4 separate regions of the Mus musculus genome follow, and regions 1, 3 and 4 are each linked to region 2. A link is a loop called in an ENCODE intact Hi-C map of the cell type or tissue named here. Cell type or tissue: heart. All regions are shown on one strand.

What was found. A loop is a pair of places that touch in the nucleus more often than their neighbours do. Peaks named below come from ENCODE experiments on the same cell type or tissue, not always from the same donor. Only the 100,000 strongest peaks of a DNase experiment are listed, where the experiment ranks them.
Region 1: a loop joins it to region 2, with 7 times the contacts of the local background. A loop is called at or near these places in 24 of 42 quality-filtered maps.
Region 3: a loop joins it to region 2, with 3 times the contacts of the local background. A loop is called at or near these places in 9 of 42 quality-filtered maps.
Region 4: a loop joins it to region 2, with 2.6 times the contacts of the local background. A loop is called at or near these places in 8 of 42 quality-filtered maps.

What each region holds. Positions count from the first base shown.
Region 1 is chr8:104,341,721-104,346,720 of GRCm38, forward strand. It overlaps Cmtm3 (CKLF-like MARVEL transmembrane domain containing 3), which reads left to right. Exons shown (of 5, transcript NM_024217.3): 2 at 2,038-2,193; 3 at 3,057-3,152; 4 at 3,552-3,672. Among named protein-coding and RNA genes, the nearest start is that of Cmtm3, 3.6 kb to the left of the region's middle. In heart, CTCF peaks have their summits at 1,772 and 2,434 (motif pointing right); DNase peaks (open chromatin) are centred at 2,421 and 3,104; H3K4me3 peaks cover 464 bases; H3K27ac peaks cover 524 bases.
Region 2 is chr8:104,440,625-104,445,624 of GRCm38, forward strand. Dync1li2 (dynein, cytoplasmic 1 light intermediate chain 2) reads right to left here and starts at 2,423. Exons shown (of 13, transcript NM_001013380.2): 1 at 2,071-2,423; 2 at 1,850-1,923. The coding sequence starts at 2,177. In heart, a CTCF peak has its summit at 2,446 (motif pointing left); DNase peaks (open chromatin) are centred at 1,797 and 2,187; H3K4me3 peaks cover 2,092 bases; H3K27ac peaks cover 1,399 bases.
Region 3 is chr8:104,532,369-104,537,368 of GRCm38, forward strand. Nae1 (NEDD8 activating enzyme E1 subunit 1) reads right to left here and starts at 2,269. Exons shown (of 20, transcript NM_144931.3): 1 at 2,144-2,269. The coding sequence starts at 2,196. It also overlaps a transcript of Car7 not described here. In heart, no CTCF peak of the experiment used is centred here; a DNase peak (open chromatin) is centred at 2,213; H3K4me3 peaks cover 2,443 bases; H3K27ac peaks cover 1,413 bases.
Region 4 is chr8:104,563,034-104,568,033 of GRCm38, forward strand. No RefSeq gene overlaps it. Among named protein-coding and RNA genes, the nearest start is that of Car7, 25 kb to the left of the region's middle. In heart, CTCF peaks have their summits at 2,067 and 2,280 (motif pointing left); DNase peaks (open chromatin) are centred at 2,038 and 2,658; H3K4me3 peaks cover 286 bases.

The DNA of each region.
Region 1 (5,000 bases), 99 kb before region 2:
GGGGGGTTCTGCCCCAGGACCTCTCCGTTGTACCCCAGGACCTACTAAGGAGCATCAACCCTGAGGTCTCCGGTAGAACCTAATACTTTGTTCCTAAATGAGGTGCCAAGCGGACCTAGAGCCCATTTTCTGGCCGTTTCAGATCTCTGGAAGCCTCTGGGAGGCGTGGGGCGGGTCTTTGAATCTACTGGCCACTGGCTTCAGTCCTACCTGCCCAGTACCCCTTCATGGAAAAGGAGTGAGTGCCAACCAGAAGTCACAAGATGTCCTTGCCCTAGCTGGGTGCCAGAAAGACAGGCCTAAGAAAATATGAAGGGTAGTAAGCTCATAGGGTATAGGGGAGCCTCCCCCAGTCATTCCTCCCCCTTGGTCTCATGCAAGTAGGGAGTCTGACCTGGATAGAAAGCTGGAGGAAGAAGCAGCCACCAAGAACTGGGGAGTGAGAAAACAGGAGTGGGGGAGGGAGGAGGTTGGGGCAGGGGAGTGCCACCAGAACCAGACTTTTTCTTTTTTTTTTTTTTTCAAATTTATTTATTATATGTAAGTACACTGTAGCTGTCTTCAGCCAGGCCAGAAGAGGCGTCAGATCTCATTATAGATGGTTGTGAGCCACCATGTGGTTGCTGGGATTTGAACTCAGGACCTGGGGAAGAGCAGTCAGTGCTCTTGCCTGCTGAGCCATCTCGCCAGCCCAGAACCAGACTTTTTTGAGGGGAATGGGTACAGAAAAGAGGAGAGCCATACGAGCAGCCTTTGGCAAGGAAATACAGTAGGAGCTGATAGCAACCTCAAAACGCCTTTCTCTAAGCCTTAGTTTCCTGTTTGCCCAAAGGAAGCTCCTCTTCCCCCATGACTTGTTCAGTAAAAGAGATGGGAGTGGAGTTCCTGTGATCAGTTCATTTGTCTGAAGCAGCCATGGTATTTCCTGCAGGACACCTGGGTTTCCCTTACAGCCTCTTAAACTACTAAGCTAGTGATAGGCTCAAAGCCGTCCGTAGTGATAGATGAAGGGAGATGGAGGCCTCTTATGACCTAAGTACAGATTCTGACGCCCTCTTACTAGGCTGGGTGACACTAAGCCTGCTTCTTCAAAAGAGAGGCTGTGAGGAGCACGCAAATGTTCAGAAGTGGAGAAGTCCAGAAATCTTAGCAAGGACTGGGCTTGAAAAAGCCACTGACCTATCTTCTTCATCTTGTTTCCCCGCCATGCACAAAGTCTGCAGTACTAACCAGGAGCCTTAGCGTCCGACCTGCATACCTTCAGTTTTGTGGCCCTGGTTTCCGGTCAATATGGTATGGCTAGCCCCACCTTTCAAATGAACTAGTGCTCTCTCCGAGACAGTTAGGATTTTGTCGAGATCGGGTCTCACGTATCTCAGGCTGCCTAAAACCTTAGATATAAAGCTGAGGATGGCTTTGAACCTCTGATCTGCTAAAATTACAAGCTTGTACCACCATGCCTGGTTTAGACGGTGCTTGGGATCGAACCCAGAGCTTTGTGTGCACTAGGCAAGTACTCTACCAGCTGAGCTGTACCCCTAGCCTCATGCATAGCTGTTGCTGTTGTTTTAATGAAGATTCGCAGATGCAGGAGTGGCAAAAGATATCTGTCAACACCCCTGCATCCCCCCCCCCCAACGGTACAGTGGCTAACACGGCTCTATCACCCGTTTCTGTCCACCTGCCTTGTGCTTTCAACCATTCAAACTCAACTGCAGACATCAGTACCATTTCAATTTTAACTGATTCGGCCTGCACATCATCATTAACAAAGTTTTTTTTTTTCCTAGTTAGGTGTTGGGTGTGACTTTTTGAAAGCAGTAGATTTTGATTCTGGCTTGCCCCTTGTGGACACAGCTAAGTTGGCTCTGTTCTGTCCTAGAGCCAAGAGAGGTCAGCAGCCCCACAAGGTGGCCTGCTAGGGAGGCTGGGGCTTCAAGATGAGGTCCTAGCAAGGATTCAGCAAGGGCTAGGACTCAGGGTTATGTCCTGGCCTGGGGGTAGAATAAGGGTTTGAGTCCCCTTGCTCTTCCGCAGGGTCTTTCATTCATCACCTTCATCTGCTACGTGGTGTCCTCCGCATCTGCCTTCCTCACAGTGCCTCTGCTGGAGTTTCTGTTGGCCGTTTACTTCCTCTTTGCTGATGCCATGCAGCTGAATGACAAATGGCAGGGTTTGTGCTGGCCCATGATGGTAAGGATCGGGGGACCCAAGAGGAAAGGGTTGGCTGTCCCCTGAAGAATCTGGGGTTCCACATTTCAGCCCTGGCTGTCTCCAGCCATGGTGAGCAGTCTGAAAGCTTCGGATAACTCAGGACGCTCACACATCTCTACCCCTGCCCGCCCAGCAGCACTGCGACCATGGACGGACCTGATGGGTGGTAGGAGCCTCCTGAGCTGGTCTGTGAAGCTAGGCACACGGATGGCTCCTGGCCACCAGGTGGAGCTGTTGCTCTGACCTTGGAGGAGGGATGTGCCTCAGCCACAGGCCATTTCCAGCAGGGTAGGGTAACCAAGGACTTGGGACTTCCTAGAGTCTAGTAATCAGGCACCTGGCTTTGTGTGACCACCCGAAGACCTTGCAGTCTTGAGAGAGTTTCTTTAATGCATCACTGAAAAAAGGCAGCAAAGACTTGGGCTTGGCCCCTGCTGTCTAGACTTTACTCTCCAGTGTCCATGTAACCACCTGGTGATAGCTACCAGCACTGCAGCCTCCCCTGAGGGAGTAAGCAGAGACTGTGACCATAAACGGATCTCACTGTGGCAAAGCCAAGAGTCCTGGAGAGCCAGATATTCTCCACTTCCCATTTCTGCGGAGCAAGCTGTAGCCGAGCCTATACACATTTGCTATTTGCAGAGAAAATACAGCTGGACCAGGGATGGGGCAGTGTAAGTTGCTGGAGACCTTCAGGACACAGAAAATAGATTCAGGACTAGGACATGCAAGTACAGCCAGGACAGGGACTTCCTGGGTGCTGGGGATGGGTGTGTTGGGTCCCCAAGCTCTACCCCACTGTGGGAGGTCAAAACAGTGTGGACATCCCCCTCTCTCCTCAGGACTTCCTGCGCTGTGTCACCGCTGCCCTCATCTACTTCGTCATCTCCATCACTGCTGTCGCCAAATACTCAGATGGGGCTTACAAAGCAGCTGGAGTGAGTGGCTGCCCTACCCCTCTCTGATGATACCCAATAGCACCCCTCCCAATGCTCTAGACCATCACCCTTGGCACCCACTTCCACAGTGGAACCTCGGCACATCCTGCCCCTGCCTAGGCCCTGGGTCCCTGTGTGGGTCTCTGCCATTCCAGTCTGCTAATTAGAGATTTGCTCTGCCCTCAGTTGGGAGGCTAGTGTCTACCAGGCCCACAGCCCATTTCCCTTATTTGCTGTAACTCAAGGGCTGTGTCTGCCCATTTGTCCTGGTCAGTATATTTCTCAGTGCTGCTTGCTTTTGCCCAGGCTCCTGGTCTCTGAACCCAGAAAGAGGTCCTTGCAATGTTTCTAGCCATCCTGTCTGTGTCCCCTGCCATATGCCATGCGTGTATCCCACAGGTTTTTGGCTTTTTTGCCACAATTGTGTTCGCAATTGACTTCTACCTGATCTTTAATGAAGTGGCCAAATTCCTCAAGCAAGGAGACTCTGGGAATGAGACCACAGCCCATAGGACAGAAGGTGAGTGGCCAATCTGTGTGGTGTCTGATTAAAGAACTGACCATTTTCAGGATAGCTGTAGGGTTCTGCCCTTCCTTGGGGACACCTAAGGGCCTCAGCTTAGCAAGAGGGGGAAATGAGTGAATACCTGTACCTCTGGAGGCTCCCTAATATGCCCCCAAGGCAGCGAGTTAGGACATCAATTCATCTGGGACCAACCTACTAGACCCAGCTTCCTTCCTGCTTGGAAGCTCACGGCACCCAGGCAAACACTGGCACTGTCTGGCCTGGCTGAGTTTGTTTTTGAAAAGGGACTTCAGTCTGTATAGCTTAAAGTGGCCTAGAACTCACTTTGTACCCCAGGCTAATCTCAAAACTCGTGGCAACCCTTACCTGGCTTGGTTGGATCTTTTTTCCAAAGAAAGCGCACCTGAGCAAGTGCTTTCCTGGAGCCGGTCAGCAGTGCTGTGGCTAGACAAGAGTTCTCAGGGCAGGTCTTGGCCCTAGGATCTTCTCCATTAAGTACTAAATGACTGAAGTAGGACCTAGTTGGTTAGATTTAGGGGCCACCAGCTTCCCACCGGGAGTCCCAGACACTGTCTCAGTGCTAAAAAATGAATACCATCCCAGACTCATTTCTGGTCTGTTAGTTAAATGCTCCTGGATGCTGTCTGCCTTCAAGCCTTTGTAGCAAATGTTGGTCAGCCAGCTCAGAGACCAGAGCATAAATGTCCATGAACATACATTTTGAATATTGTATGGTTTTAATGTAAAATAGTTGTTTTGCAATAGAAGGATCCTTGGCCTATATGTTAAATATGAATATAGCAAGCCTATCCTACTTGTACCTCCCTGGCTAATGGATAAGGGGGGAAGAACCAGGGCTCGGCAAGGGACAGGACAAGTATCAGAAAACAGCCATAGCACTGGGGACAGGCATTAGAGTGCAGTGCTTTGCCTCGTGAGGCAGACAATGCCAGAATCATCCTTATACATAGCCAAACCCATAAAATAGCTTCGCTTGCCCTATGGTTCTGTGTATTTCAGTTCAGGGATAAGAATTACTGTCTTTGCCTTGTCCTCCTGAATAAGAGTGGAGAAAGGGGTGTCAGTGTACAACTCTGCCATCCTCAGGGGAGAGGGGATGCCTGGGAATGCCTGGGCCACCTGGGAAGGAAGCATCTGTGCTGTGAGCTAAGTAGAAGGGCCTGATCTACCCTATGTGTGCCCCAAGGCCCAGCCTGCCACTAGGATGGGAGAGGCCGGACCCAGGTCTCCTGTTGGCTGGCTGGCTGCTGGTACCACCACCACTACTCCACAGCCCAAGGACTGATAACCGCACCCTCTGC
Region 2 (5,000 bases):
CCATGTATCGCTCTGCGCAAAGACAGCCAGTCATAACACCAACACAATAAGGAACAACCAGAAATCTCAAACATGCCTGTTAAGGTCTCTCTCACTCGCTCTCATCAACAAAGGAGACCTGCTTTTAAGAGTGACTGGCAGAGACAGCCAACCCAAGATGGCAAATGACCTTCTGCTGCAATTCTCTTCATTTCACAAGGGAAGGAACAGGGCAAACTCACCAGCTCTACCTACATCCCAGAGAAGTGAAAGTCAGAGAGATGAGGCTAGTTTCCCACAAAAATAAATCTTCGCCACAAGAACTCTTCAAAACACAACTAACCCCAAAAGTCTAGGAACACTAAAATAAAAACCTGGCTCTGCCTCAAGGCATGACGCTTATGTAATTTACACACATTTGATTTGTAGAACAACTTCACAAGCACCCTAAAGGCTTGGAAACGGGGGAGGGGGAGGGTTACCGACCTAGGTGAAGCTCCTAAGTACAGTCTCAGTAGCAAGTGCTTTCTCATCTCCCTAGGATTAGCTATAGCCACCCCCTCATCTAGATGCACTCTAAACCTGAACGAGAACCATTACCAAACATCTCTGGGCATCCTTGGATTCAACACTATGGAATCTGAGAACATAAGAAAGGAAAGGCAGTCCACGAGGATCTTCCTTCCTCCACAATGCTCACCCTTTTCACGAGGGCCACAATCCACCCGGGGCCTGGAAGAGCGCCTGTCAGCATGACCTCAGCTCCTGTTCATTCTGACCTAGCTGGCCCCAGGAAGCCTGAGTTATCTCCCTAAAGCACAGACCTGGCTATAACCTACCACCCTGGCCATTGGATGAGAGAAACACACGGACATCACCATGCAGTCATTTCCATAAGGCTTGGGGAAGGGTGGAAGAAGATAAAAATCTGAAAATCAGGAGTCTCCAGGAAAGCCGATTAGTCCTCCAGACTTTCATGATCTGACCTCATCTTTATCCTCTATTGCAAAAAAAAAAAAAAAAAAAAAAAAAAAGGCTTTTGACAGTGCCCAAACGATTCACCCTACTATCTTGATGTGCTTGCACCTAGGCAATTACCCTTCAAGATACCTGATTCCACAAGCGCTCTCTCAACACATCAAGCAGTGTGATGCGCCCACAGCAGTCTGCTCTTGACATGAGAGATGCGATGCAACCACGCACACATCTGCCTCGGCTCCACTGGGATTCTTTCAGGGTGTCTAAGACTGTCTGTACTGTCCCACTGCTCAGCCCTCATTTCCTACTCTACAAACAGCATTGCAGGTGAACGCATATAATCCCTTTCATTTGAAGGAGATAACTGAAGCCAGAGAGGTTAAATGACTGACTGGGCAACCCAGCAGTGAGGGCAGGATTTATGCAAGAAAGTTCCTGGGGCTGACTCCCAAGCTCTGCTGCCTGCCCATGAAGACTGAAGAAAAGACTTCGTCCATCTCCTCAGTTTCCCAGTCCAGGTCACCTACTTCCCTCATCTTCTCCATCCAGCCTGCACATCCTCTTTTTCCTTCCTCCACATCCTCAACTTGGTGAGCACAAGGCTAACCGATGAACCGAGTCAAGGCTGAAGAAGGCTCAGCCAAAAGACTGAAGGAATGTGCCCCAATGCCCCAAGCCCACATCACATCACTGGACTCCAAACGGAGCTGCATTCTAGGGGGTCAGTAGAGGTGTGGGCTTGGAGACTCAGCAGCTACCCTGCCAGAGTCCAGGGTGCCCTCCCAGGCAGGCAAGCGACAAGCAGGCGCTAAGGGTGGAGAAGCCTGGGAACCAGTGGGAGGGGCGCCGCCTGACCCACCCCTGCGCCCCAGGGCAGTACCCCGCTGCTCACCGAACACCAGAATGTTTTTGCCGGACGGCAGCTTGGACCTGGCACGGGTGGACACTTCGCTCAAGATCGAAGACCTGCGGCGACAATGACAAGAGTGGTCAGCGCGGGACCGCCTAGGACCGCTCGGCCCACGACTGCCCATCAATGTCTGCCCACGGTCCTGCCCGCTCCGGCCCGCTCCCGGTCCGGCCGCGCCATCTGCGGCTCTATACGCTCCTCACCATAGACTCTGGCCTTCCTCCTCTTCACTTGTCAGGTCGCCGGCGGCCGCCACTGCGGGCCCGTTGGGACCCAGCAGCAGCTTCTTCTCCACCCCCACCGGCGCCATCTTGCCAACTGCAGCCACAAAGAGGGCCCTCCCCCGGGCCCGCCGAGGACCCGCAAGGACCCCGGCCGGGCCGCGCTGCCCGCCCGCAACGCCGCAGAAGCTCCGTTATCCAGCGCGTCCCGACGGGCCCGCGGTGTCCTCGTGCGTCTGCGGGACGTGGGATCGCCGCAGCTAGGGACGTTGCTGGGTCAGGCAGCCAGCCGGACAGCCTTACGCGGGAGGTGGAGCCGCGGACGCCACCAGACCGAGAGCGCGCTGGCGACCCCTGCAGGGCAGCCTCTGATGCGGCAAGTCCAAGCTTTGGAATGAACTCAAGCTAGACAACCATATTTATAAAGCGATCTCATTGAATCTTGTTTAATTCTTAATAAGTGAGGTGAGGAAACTACAGCTCAGAAGTTTAAAAGAAAATGGGCCAAACATGAACGAAGATCCACAAAAAAATGACTGGACATAGATATTTGCATGTCCTGTCATACCAGCAATGGGCAGCTGGTGGGGGCGGGGAGGGGGGGAGGGGGAGGGATCAGAAGTCTTAGACTACTTGGTAAGTTTAAGTTGAGCATGAGCTATGTGAGAGCCTACTTCAAAAAAATTAATTTTAAAATGGTTGCACATGGTGTCACACGCCTTTAATCCCAGCATTCAGGAGGCAGAGGCGGGAGGAACTCTATACATTTGAAGCCATCCTGGTCTACATAGCAAGTTCGAGGGTAGCCAGGGCTACATAGTGAGACCCTGTGTGCCGGCTAGTTTTGTGTGTCAATTAGAGTCATCAGGGAAGAAGGAAGCTCAATTGAAGAAATGCCATTGTGGGTGGTGCCATGCCTGGGCTGGCTGAGCAAGCCAGTAAGCAGCACCCCTCCATGGCCTCTGCATCGGTTCCTGCCCCCAGGTTTTAGCCCTGCTTGAGACCCTGTCCTGACTTCCTCCAATGATGGATTATGATCTGGAAGGGTAAGATGAAATAAACTCTTTCCTTCCCAACTTGCTTTTGGTCATGGTATTTCATCACAGCACTAACCCTAAGATACCCTGTCTCAAAACAGCCCCAAGACCCAGTTCTAGAGGTGGTATCCTGCCACTTCCAGTCATTACTCTTTTAGTTTTACTTTTATTAAATGTGTATAGGTGCTTTGTCTGCTTGCATATCTGTCCACTATGTGTATGCAATGCCTGTGGAGGGCAGAAGAGAGTGTCTGAACCCCTTGTAACTGGGATTACAGATGGTTGTGAGCTGCCCTGTGGGTACTGGGAATTGAACCCAGGTCCTTTGGAAGAGTAGTTAATGCTCTTAACCGCTGAGCCATCTCTCCAGCCATGTTTCTTCAACTATTATATGGCTTAATTTTCAGGATGCTCATTGAAAGTTTATCACAAATCCTCAGAATGTTGTTTTTCATCTCCTCCTTTGTAGACTTTATTAAACTGTGAATGATTTTTACCACCACAGTTAACAATACTTTTGGCTTTGCTTTACCAATTTTATTGTTGTTGTTGTTGTTTGAGACAGGGTTTCTCTGTGTAGCCCTTGCTGTCTTCGAACTTACTCTGTAGGCCAGGCTGGCCTTGAACTCGGAGATCCACCTGCCTCTGCCTTTGGAGGGCTAGGAGTGCCCCCACTGCCCTGCAAGGTTTCTGTTTTTTTTGCTTTTTTAAATCCTATTTTTCAGAGAGTCAATATTTCACAGCAGAACAAGCAGCTGTGACTGCTTTTCTTGAGTGGAGAAGGTAGTGGGGAGACTGGATGTAAAAGGGGAGAAGTAATGGAGAAAAGAAAGACAGGTTTGTGCTGATCAGGGGTAACTTTAGGTATGGCCTTTTGCTGTTCTCTAAGGAAGCAGGGTAACTTTACAAGGTGTTGATAAATACCATAAGGAAATGTGATATGGCAGGAAAAGCAATCACTTAAGTAGGTTTCAGTTGAAAAATACAGTGATTCTGGTTCAGCTAAAAATTAGCAGCATAAATTAAAGGATGCAACAATGGGCATGTAGTTTGCCAACTTGAATGTAAACTGGAAAAAGGAAAATGGGAGGGAAGAGCAAGCAAGATTGGAAGTCATAACAGGACACTAGAGTTGAACACTCTGGGCCAGTGAGCTAAATCCCCACCAGGACCACCAGCCCAGGGATGGTAGCACCCACAATGGGCTGGGCTCTTCCCCATAGATCATTGAGAAAATGCCCTACAGCTGGATCTTATGGAGGTATTTCCTCTAGGGAGGCTCCTTCCTCTCTGATGACTCTAATTGAACACAAATTCTCTAATGTGACCTGTTCCAAAACGAGAAGATAGATAGCACCAGATACAAATGCATATAGTAGCTTTCTTTTCTTGCCAGAATATCAGGGGGGAGGATGGTGCAGACATAGGGAATGCAAATCTCAACAGAGAATTTGACAATTCATAACAAAAGAAGGTTAAAAATAAAGGCTGGGTGATAGCACTGATGCTTGTTAAAGCCACCCAGTGTGGTGGCACAAGTCTAAAACCTTAGCACTGGGGAGGCCGAGAGAGGGAGAGCTTGAATTCAAGGCCAGTCTGGTCTGCATGAGACCACGTCTGAACAAAGAGGAGGTTGGCCTGAGGTGGAGAGGAGGCTGGCCTGAGATGGAGAGGAGGGGCTACCAGAGATGCTAGAGCCTGTCACAGGCAATTCAGTTGCTATCTGTGACTCGAGGAGAGCGCACAGAAACAGCAGTGTTTCCAAAAATACTGGATGGCAAACAGCACAGACTAAATCTAACGAAATCAGAAACTTAACAGGCATTCTTAAAGTCCTATAGTAGGGTTTAACAACGAGACCATACCATGGGCTGG
Region 3 (5,000 bases), 92 kb after region 2:
TGACACTCCTTCCATGTCACCAATATAAACAAAGCTTATCACAACAAACTGCACCACTTGATTTTCCATTTACTGAGCATCCAGTCTTCACTTTAAAGGGTCCCAGACCACACTGCTGGCACAGGGCTTTGCCTAGAGGAACTGATCACTCAAGGGCTGGCAAATGGAGAAACAAGCTTGGGAAAAAAATCAGAGAGACCAGAAAGACTTTTTCTCTTCCCAGGAAATGGGACACAGTCTTATCTGAGTACTAAGTGGTTGGACAGTTGAAGAATAAGCCTAAGAGTACATCTTCAAGATTCAGCAAGAAAATGTTCTTGCTGGCCTGAGAGGCGGGCCTTGGTCCCTGGCTATTACCTGCCGACCCAACTTTGTTTCTGCTTCCTTCTGACCTGCCTACAGCAAAAAGCAGTTCTTGTTTTGACAGATAAAATGCAGCCCTTTAAGGAATAACTCAGTAAGAATCCTCTTCCAGTCCCTAGGAACATTAAGTATCTTCTCAGCTTTGTTGCCTTCCCTTCTACCTCCACCCAAACACAGAACTACGAGTCCACAAGAACTCAGAGTAGTTACAAGGGCTCTGCTACCTTGTTTCTCTCTCTAGAAGCTTGGGACAAAGGATGAGTCTGAAAAAGCCAGGTGGCCCCAAGCTGGAAACATGTCTAACTCTGGGCAAATTAACCTAACTTTTACAAGACTTAGTTTCCCTATCCAGTATCAAAGACCGTCTGCCTTCAAGGATTCTCAGAACTAAGTACCTACGTCTCTGGGAGAGTAAGAGCTAGGTAGTCAATACAAAGAGAAACCTCCATCCTTAGGGACACAGGGTAAGTTCTCTTGAGATTAAGAGAGGCGAGGGGATGGCAACACTTTGATACACTTAGCTGACACAGAGTATACTCAATAAGAAAGGAAGAAGGTGGGAAGAGACAAGGAAGGAGAAATAGCTAAAGAATCCACCGGATGGTTTAGATGTGCCCTGTCCAAATGGTTTCTGAGTACTAGAAATGCAGCTGGCATGAATTAAGACATTTTTAAAATGTGTATGATACCTGATTTATAAGACTCTGTGAACAACAACAACAAAAATAGCTTGGTAATTTTAACAATAATTACGTTGAAATTGTAATGTTTTGGAATACTAGGTTAGATAAACACTGTCAAATTTGATTCTGGGATTGGGGAATGTAGCTCAATTTGGCAAGCAGGCATGATGTCCAGAGTTCCAGCCTCAATACTTCATAAACCGGGTGTAATAGTCCACACTTATAATCTCAGCTGTTGGGGAAAAAGAGGCAGAAGGATTGCATCAAGTCTGAGCGCAGTCTGCTCTACATTGCAAGTCCAGGCGGCCACTCAAAGGTAAAAGACAAAAAAAAAAAAAAAAAGGGGTGGGGTGGGGGAGCAAAAACTTATTTTTGAGTCTGGCTGGGCAGTGAGCATCTTCAATCTCAGCACTTGAGACCTGGGACGTAGGCGCTTGAGTTCAAGACTGGCCTACTTAAGACCATGTCTCTATATAAACGAGAGGGGTGGGGAGAACTAGTAGCAAAACTTATTTTCCTGTCTCTTTATTCTCCCGGTTCCCAAGGTCTTCCAATGGAGGCCAGGCTGGCTTTCAGTTTCCGATCCACCTGCCTCTGCTTCTCAAGTCCTTGGGATTACCATGTCTAGCTTCTTTTAACTTTATTTGAAAGGTGCCTACTGGAAAATGTGTAATTACGAACACGGTTTGCTCCGATAAAGCTAGCATGACGCATTTCTATTGGCCAGCGCGGGCGTAGACCAATACCTGCCGGGGCGCAGCGCTCGGCGGTCGGGCAGGATGGGGTGCTCCCACCCCCCTCGTTTAGCGAACGAGTAGGGAGGGCCTGCCGAGACTGTGCAGCCCAGTGGGTTGGCGGAGACACCGCGCACCGCAAACCGCGGACAGCCAGCCGTGCGGGAAGGGGCGAGCCGGCCTTCGCCGAACACTCGGGCCAGTGGCCGGATCCCAGAGCGCCGGCTCCCCACGCCCTGCACGGCCGGCCGCAGCCGCAGGCCCGTGGGAGGCCGGCCTACCCGGCCTAGGCACTTAGGCCCCGCGGGTGTCAGGAGAGCCCGCCAGCCTGGCCGGCTTGCTCACTCGTAAACCCCGGCTCACCTCAGCTGCCGGTCGTACTTTTGCTCCTTGAGTATCTTCCCTGGCTGCGCCATGGCCGCGCCTGGCCCGCGAACAGCAAAGCCGCCTAAGGAGGCCGCCACCCACTCGGCCTCACGCAGGCGCACTAAGCGCCCTCCTCCAGCGCGCAGCCAGTAGGGGGCGCCGACGCTGCACTGCGCACGCGTCACTGGGAAGCCGGGGGAAACCTGAGGTTGAGTTCCACAGAATGTTTCTCTCTCTCTACCTGCAGTAATTGTGGAGAACTCCGACTTTTAAATCGAGTGATAATCCTTATCACTGATAAACCTTAGTCCTCTTCTGGGTGAGTTCACCGTTCCTGAGACTCCTCCAAGAGGAACAATACACCAGCATACTTGTATATAGTATTCTATATAGAGAAGCTACCCTGATGGGTAGACAGAGGGGCCCCACCCCACGGCTTCCCTCCAAGAATTGTTCCCCGTGGTGACGCAAGGGAAAGGGGGTTTTGAACGAGATGAAACGGCATCAGGAGACAAATGAGAAGTGGACTTGGGGGACGGGAGGGTGTCTGAGAAGCAGCCAGAGTTGCCTGTGAAGCCCATGAACAAGGAGGAAATTAAAGCTATCATCGATTCATGTGACACAGGATGACTGTCCCTTGGTGGCCGATGCTAAGGAAGGAGCTTATGAGCAAGTTGAGGACAAGAGGGAAGAAGAGGCTTGCTGACAAGTAAGAATTGCTTTCCTCTATCCCAAATCCTAGAGGAGTCTCCAGATTCATGATTGCCAGATGCACTTGCACGTCCTGAGATTATTATCCCAGCACATGATGAGTGTACATCCACACATAAAATCCTTCCAGCCTTGTGGGGTGAGGGACCAAAGAGACGGCTCCATTTGACAGTAATATTGCAGTGCTAACAAATGCACTTCCCCTGGGCACAGTGTTAGGACACAAGGTGAGGGGACACCCTGCTGTGACCTCCCTCCCCCAACCCCTATGGAACCCAACTGATGGGAGAAAAGGGGCGTTAGGCGTTCCCAGCTCATTATGTGCTTGTGCATGTCTGTCAGTTGTCACATTCCCTCTCCAGTTAGACAGGTGAAACGTGAGCGATATAAAATACACCCAGGGAATGTGAGAAGGTCAAAAGTGAAAGTGAAAGTTCACTACATAGCCTTGCATACACCTTGGCCCCAGGAAAGGAAAGATGGACAAATGTAATTGGAAACAACAACATCAGGGGCCGAGGGTGCTGTACTGCCTGCGACTGTGTGATTTTGAGAAGCATTCAGTTGTTAGTAAGTGGACAAGGATACCTCAGAGCATGCACTTCTTACAACTTTTTAATGTTTATTGATTGGTGTGTGTGCAAGAATGCCATCATGCACTCGTGGAGGACAGAGGACCATTTGCAGAAGTCACTTCTCGTCCTCTTCAACACAGGTTCGAGGGATAAGCCCAAATCTTCCAGCTTGCTGAGCCATCTTGCCACCTCTCCTTTGAGGAAAACTTATTCTTAAATGTATGTGTGAGGTTGTGAAATATTCACTGTGGGAACTGAACTTGGATCCTCCGCAGAACAAGTGCTCTTAATTGCTGAGCCTTCTCCCCAGCCCTTTAAAAGAATGGGTGCAAAGGAAATGAAAGAAAAGGGGAAGAAAAATTAAAGAGGTTATCGCTGTAGTCACTTCGGTTAAAAGAATGAAGCAGGGGAGATGGAGAGATGGCTCAGCAGTTAGGAGCACTGACTGTTCTTCTAGAGGTCCTGAGTTCAATTCCCAGCAACCACGTGATGGTTTACAACCATCTGTCATGGGATCTGATGCCCTCTTCTGGTGTGTCTGAAGACAACTGCAGTGTATTCATATAAATAAATTTTAAAAAGAAATCTTTAAAAAAAAAAAAGAAAAGAGAAAAGAATGAAGCAGGGCCTTTGTAGGAGCAAGCTTTACCCCATGTGTGAGGGGATGGGGTCACAACGTGGGGTGGCAAAATGATTTTTAATTCCCTTTTGTAAGCAAAACTTTTATAGTGTTTTACAGAAAAGACGAGTATTTAAAGGGTTTGACATGCTCAACCTGCTTCACACAGAGAGAAGAAATAGGCTTGGATTGGGGGAGGTAAATAGCCCAATGTAAGAATTAGAAAAAAAAATACTCTGACATTTCTAGTCAGACCCAGTTCAAGTCTGTTATTTCATCCATCCTTACTGATCTCTATCCGGAGACATTGGATCTATAGTTTGGGGAGAAGCTGAGGACAGCCTGTAACCTACGAGAGACCAGCCTAGAGAGAAAAAAAAAAAAAAATATATATATATATATATATATATATATATATATATATATATATTGTGCTGTGTGACCTCCAGCCTTCCCTGGCTGCCCTTGTCACCTTTGCCTTTCTCAAAGGTACTCGTTGGCTGATTCGTGCCTCTCCCTAACCTCACAAGCAGCCTGAGGCAACAGCAGTCCATAATGTTTGAAGTCACATCCCTCACAACTGGCTCCCCGCTTAACATTTACAAAGTATTTGATAAATGTGTGTTGAACGAAAGGATAAAGGAAAAGACTCCCTCTGCATTTACTTACTTTTATTTATGTGTGTGCTGTCACCTGGGTACCAGAAGTCCTAGTTTACCATCTCATCTGACCACCCCTTCAGCCTCCCAGGCTCTCTAATCCTATCTTATAGATTAATAACTAAAGGAAGTGCAAATTCAGATGTGAAGAGGGGAAGCTGTTTGCTCCAGGTCACACAGCCAGTGATCCTGGGAGTGTGAACAGCATCTATCTGGCCTATCTCTGTCTGCAAATCCAGGCTCATTATTTCACACCATATGTATACACATACACTCAAACTTGAAGTGGA
Region 4 (5,000 bases), 120 kb after region 2:
CATCTGAGACCTGTCCGATCTAAATCGTGAGTTCCAGCCGGGACAACACAGTGAAGCTGTGCTTCAAAAGAGAGAAAAGTAAAGAAAGGTGACATCATGTGGCAACATAGGTTTTGATAAGGCAAACCAGACTGAAAGCCTAGTAAGATGGTGCAGTCTCCTCTCACAGTAGGTGAGAGTATTCTTGCATAATTTGCTGTCTGTGGGAAGTGTGGGAACTTATTTTGTGTTTCCAAATTAAGTGGAATGAGAACGCAGACTTTAGTCGTTGAGGGCAGAGCCATCAGCCTTAAGAACATTCCATGGGTCCTTTGAACATCAGATAGCAATCACACAGTCTCAAGGGCCGGCACCCCTGCCCTCGCCAAATTCCAGAAGTGTCTCCAACCCCATTGTTCCTATCTCCCTATATTCTCTTAGACACTCTAGGATAGACTCTAGGGACTGAGGGGAGGCCTGGGCCTGGCCTGAAGCTGAGGGGGAGGTGAAGGCACTGAGGATTCAGTCTCCCTAGCAAGGTCCTGAGGGAACAGGTTGGTTTTGGAGGCGGGTAGCTCCGAAATTCTATGTGGGCATTGCTTCCCATCACACAGGATGCTCCACAGAACACCTTCCAGGACCCACTATCTTTGGGGCCCTGTACACCCAGTTCTGACTTGACTCTTCCAGGCCATACAGGAAATGTACCCCCAATGGACAGTGGAGTCCCACTCTTGGTGGCCTCTGTGGGACATTTCGTGTAAGACCTTTACCTAAATAACACACCAAGAGGACTCAGGAGCCCTAACAAGTGTAATTAAATATAAAATAAATACCCAATGACAGGTGACAATGTGGAAGATACCGCTCATATCCCTCGTGCTACACTTACTTTAAAATGTGAGACACAAATTATTTTGCAGTACCTTTCTCTGGTGCCTCTGAGGGCCTGTTCTTTGTGGCACACCAGTGATACACCAATGATCCATTTAGTCAGATTCAAATCAGTTTATTTATTTAATGATTTATCTATTTATTTATTTAATGTATGTGAGTACATTGTCCCTGTCTTCAGACACACCAAAAGAGGGCGCCAGATCCCATTACAGATGGTTGTGAGTCACTATGTGGTTGCTGGGAATTGAACTCAGGACCTCTGGAAGAGCAGTCAATGCTCTTAACCACTGAGCCATCTCTCCAGCGCACAGGTTTTTTGTTTCTTTGGTTTTTTTTTAAAGATTTATTTATTTATTTCATGTATGTGGGTACACTGTCGCTGTCTTCAGACAGACCAGAAGAGGGCATTGGATCCTATTAGAGATGGTTGTGAGCCACCATGTGGTTGCTGGGAATTGAACTCAGGACCTCTAGAAGAGCAGTCAGTGCTCTTAACTGCTGAGCCATCTCTCCAGCCCTCCCCCCCCCCCTTTTTAAGACAGGGCCTTGTGTGGCTGAAGAGGGTCTCACATTTGCTATATAGACAAGACTAACCTTGAATTCCTTATTCTCCTGCTTCCACTTCCTCAGGGCTGGGATAACAGGTGTGTGCCATGATTTTTTAAAAACAGTTGTTTTTTTTGAAACAATATTTCACTGGGTAGCCCAGGTCAGCCTAGAACTCATGACTTTCCTGCCTTGCTCCCAAGATTAATGGCATATACTAGCACACCTGAAGAGAGAGAGAGAGAGAGAGAGAGAGAGAGAGAGAGAGAGAGACAGAGAGACAGAGACTATTCTCATTTTGCAGATGACACCCTGAGGTTAGATTGGTTTAGATGGAGACAGGGTTGGCCGATTTCAAAGCTAAGTCTCAGTTGATGTCACTCCTTAGTGTCCTTAGAAGAAGTTAAGTAACCTCGCAACACTTGTTATGTTGTACCAGGATACATAATGTCATTTCCTAGTGCTTAGCTACGTTTGGGCAGCAGGTAAAGCGCGCGCGCGCGCGCGCGCGCACACACACACACACACACACACACACACACACACACGTCCCTACTCTGTGAAGTGAGCAGTTCTGGGGCTCCTTGCCATATTTACGCCCCTAGTGGCCACATATGAGGCTGCTGTTTGGTCTCTGGTTCATCTTAGTTAGTAACGCACCCGCTAGGGGTCGCTGGAGAGCCTGGCTATGAGGGGGCGGGGTGGGGGTGGGGAACCAGCAAGTTACTGGCTAACAGACTATTGACATATTTTTGCTGTTGGTTATGTTCTCGCTGTTGGTTATTCTCTTCCTGGAGTTCTCAGCTCTTGCTTCCTCTGCTGGCCAAGGTAGCCACCGTGGATACAGTGGCCAGCTGGCCAGTGCCACTGACTGAAAGGGCTTGCGTGGAGGACTGAGTCAATGGCTGTATCCCCCAAAAGGCATGGGACATAGAGGACATTCCAGGGAGAGGAACAGGAAGGAGAAGGTTCTGGAGGTAGCTCTGTGAGACTGGAGGTTAATGTGAGAGAAAAAAAATTACATTTGACCCAGTCTTCAGCATAGCCTGGAGATGGGGGTGCCCTGATTACAGTCACAGGTCCTAATTCTTCAGACAGAAATAACTCTGGAGCGGAAGAAAGGAGGCCAGCTCCACCCCCACACCCCACATATATGCCCCATCCTCATTCTGCAATCACCCCACAGCTGGAGGTGAGGTATCTGCCCAACAGCACTCACTAGAATCAAGAAACGGGGACCCTAAATTCAGCGGAGGTCCCTTGCCCACTTCACGCCTCCGGCCAATGGCAATGCAGGCCCCCACCTGCCAAGCTCTCACACCACACAGGGTAGACTATGCCAAAGCTTACGAACTCTTGGAGAATCAAGTGTCAATTGTGGTTAAGGCTCTTCTTGTCCATTCACGAGCCTCAGGGTTAGTGGAGCCACCCTCCTCCACAGGGGAGAAAAAATGCCCAGTGTGGGTGCTCAGTCTTCTACTGAAGCTTGATCAAATAGAAGCTGCAGGCTTTGGATTTGGCCTTTGGTTGATGAGAGAATGTTTGGTTTTCCGTGTAACAGTATGCTTACAACACACCACCCATGCATCTCCCACAGGGGACCAGGCTCACAAAAGCAGCACCCACCAAGTTATTAGTGTCAAATAGGACGTGACTGTCCTATTTGAGTAAAAGCCTTTACCTAAGACAGGCAGAGAAACCCCAGCTTGGGGGTAGGGTGGGGGAGTTCTCTTCTTTCCCACCATGGGATGTTTGGAGCATTCTGAAATACTCAAACTTGCCCCTCAGACAACTCCTGATACATAGATAAACTTCCAGGAGATTTGAAAGTCCCAAGAGCAAGGCTCAAATTCATTCATTTTACTACGGACAATCTGGTAAAGTCAGTTTGAATCACCTAATCCTTTTTTTTTTTTTTTTGACAAGATTTCTGTTAGTCCTAAGACATGGCATGTGTCTCTCCTTCTCTCCTACTTCCTTCTGGTCCCAAGCCTAGAAACCCTACATCCTACCTCTCCTCCCCAGCTATTGGCTGCTGGCATCTTTGTTTACCAGACAGAATTAACTGGGGGCAGGTTCCCAGAAGCTACATATAGACCCACTCGTGTAAACTAATTTTGGGGGACCCAAATTGACATTAGAGTCCAAGTGGCTGTAAGTCTTCTGTTTGCAGTTGGATCAAGATGTAGAACTCTCAGCTCCTTCTCCAGTACCTTCTCTGCCTGGATGCTGCTGCGCTTCCGGCCTTGATAATAGCGAACTGGACCTCTGAACCTGTAAGCCAGCCCCAATTAAACGTTGTCCTTAGGAGAGTTGCCTTGGTCAGGGTGTCTCTTCACAGCAATGGAAACCCTAACTAAGACACAGGTGTAATATTTTGTATTGCTGCGACCCAATAGACAAGAAAAGCAACTTCAAGGAGGGAAGATTTGTTTTGTCTTATGGTTTTAGAGGGTCCAGTCATCATGGCAGAGAGAGTATGGCAGAGGAGAGGAGTTCTCTCGGGAAGGGCACCCAGGAGGCAGAGAAAATGGCACCTAGGAAGGAGCAAGGGAAAGCCCTAAGAGGAGTCCCCAGGAACCGACTTCTTCTAACGAGGCCGCACCTTCTACCTTTCAATAATGCAAAAGCTGTCAGGGTCCAATCTGGACACAGGATCAGAGTTCTCAACTGGAAGCAGGGCTATCTGGAAGGCACATAATAAATATACACAGACTGCATTTTGGGTACAAGCTAAGAGGCAAGTTTTCAAGGCTTAAAGTTTCTCTCTCTTCTCTCTCATCCTCTGCTCTCTTTCTCTCTCGCTCGCTCATTTGCTTGCAGCTTGAGGCTGCGCATGCTCTGCATTCTCCTGTGCACTCGACTTTTCTTGAACTCCCAGGTTCACACACATCTCTGTGCATTCCCCTTTTACTCTCACACACACTCTTCAATTCACACATCTCTCACACACACTCTCCATACACGCCTCTCATTCCCTCTTCACTCTCTCCACATTCTCTCTTCTTACGCTCTCTGCATTGGCTCTCTCATTCTCTCTCTTGCCTTTTACTTGCCCCAGTCTTTTATTGCTACTCCAAAAGCAGGTTAAAAAAAAAGACATTGTACAATCATTGCCAAATCAAATTCAAAAGAATAACCATGTTCCACAAAGAACTAAGAATTACAATTGTTCCCCAAAAGTTCAAGCTTCCCTATTCCCAGGCTTAAAGCCAAAGAAATAATAACTGCAAACTTACCATTATTTAAACTTTAACTTTTAACTTATTGTATTTCAGAGCCCAGAGCCCCAAGGCCAGCTACTTGCATTTTCCTGTGAAGCTCTAATGATAAATGACATGGGCAAAGCTGCTAGGCAGTGGCCAGAAGGAATCAAGATAACCCTTAACTCCAGTAGCTTTCTGCTTCTGCATATTGCACACAGTGATTCTCCTAAGAGTCCCAGTGTTTTGACTTAGTTTTACTACTATAAGATTTTACATATTCTATACTTGGTTATCCAGGAACCATTCTCAAATTTGTGTAAAACTTATTTCTTTTTTCTTTTTTTGATTTTTTGAGACAGGGTTTCTCTGTGT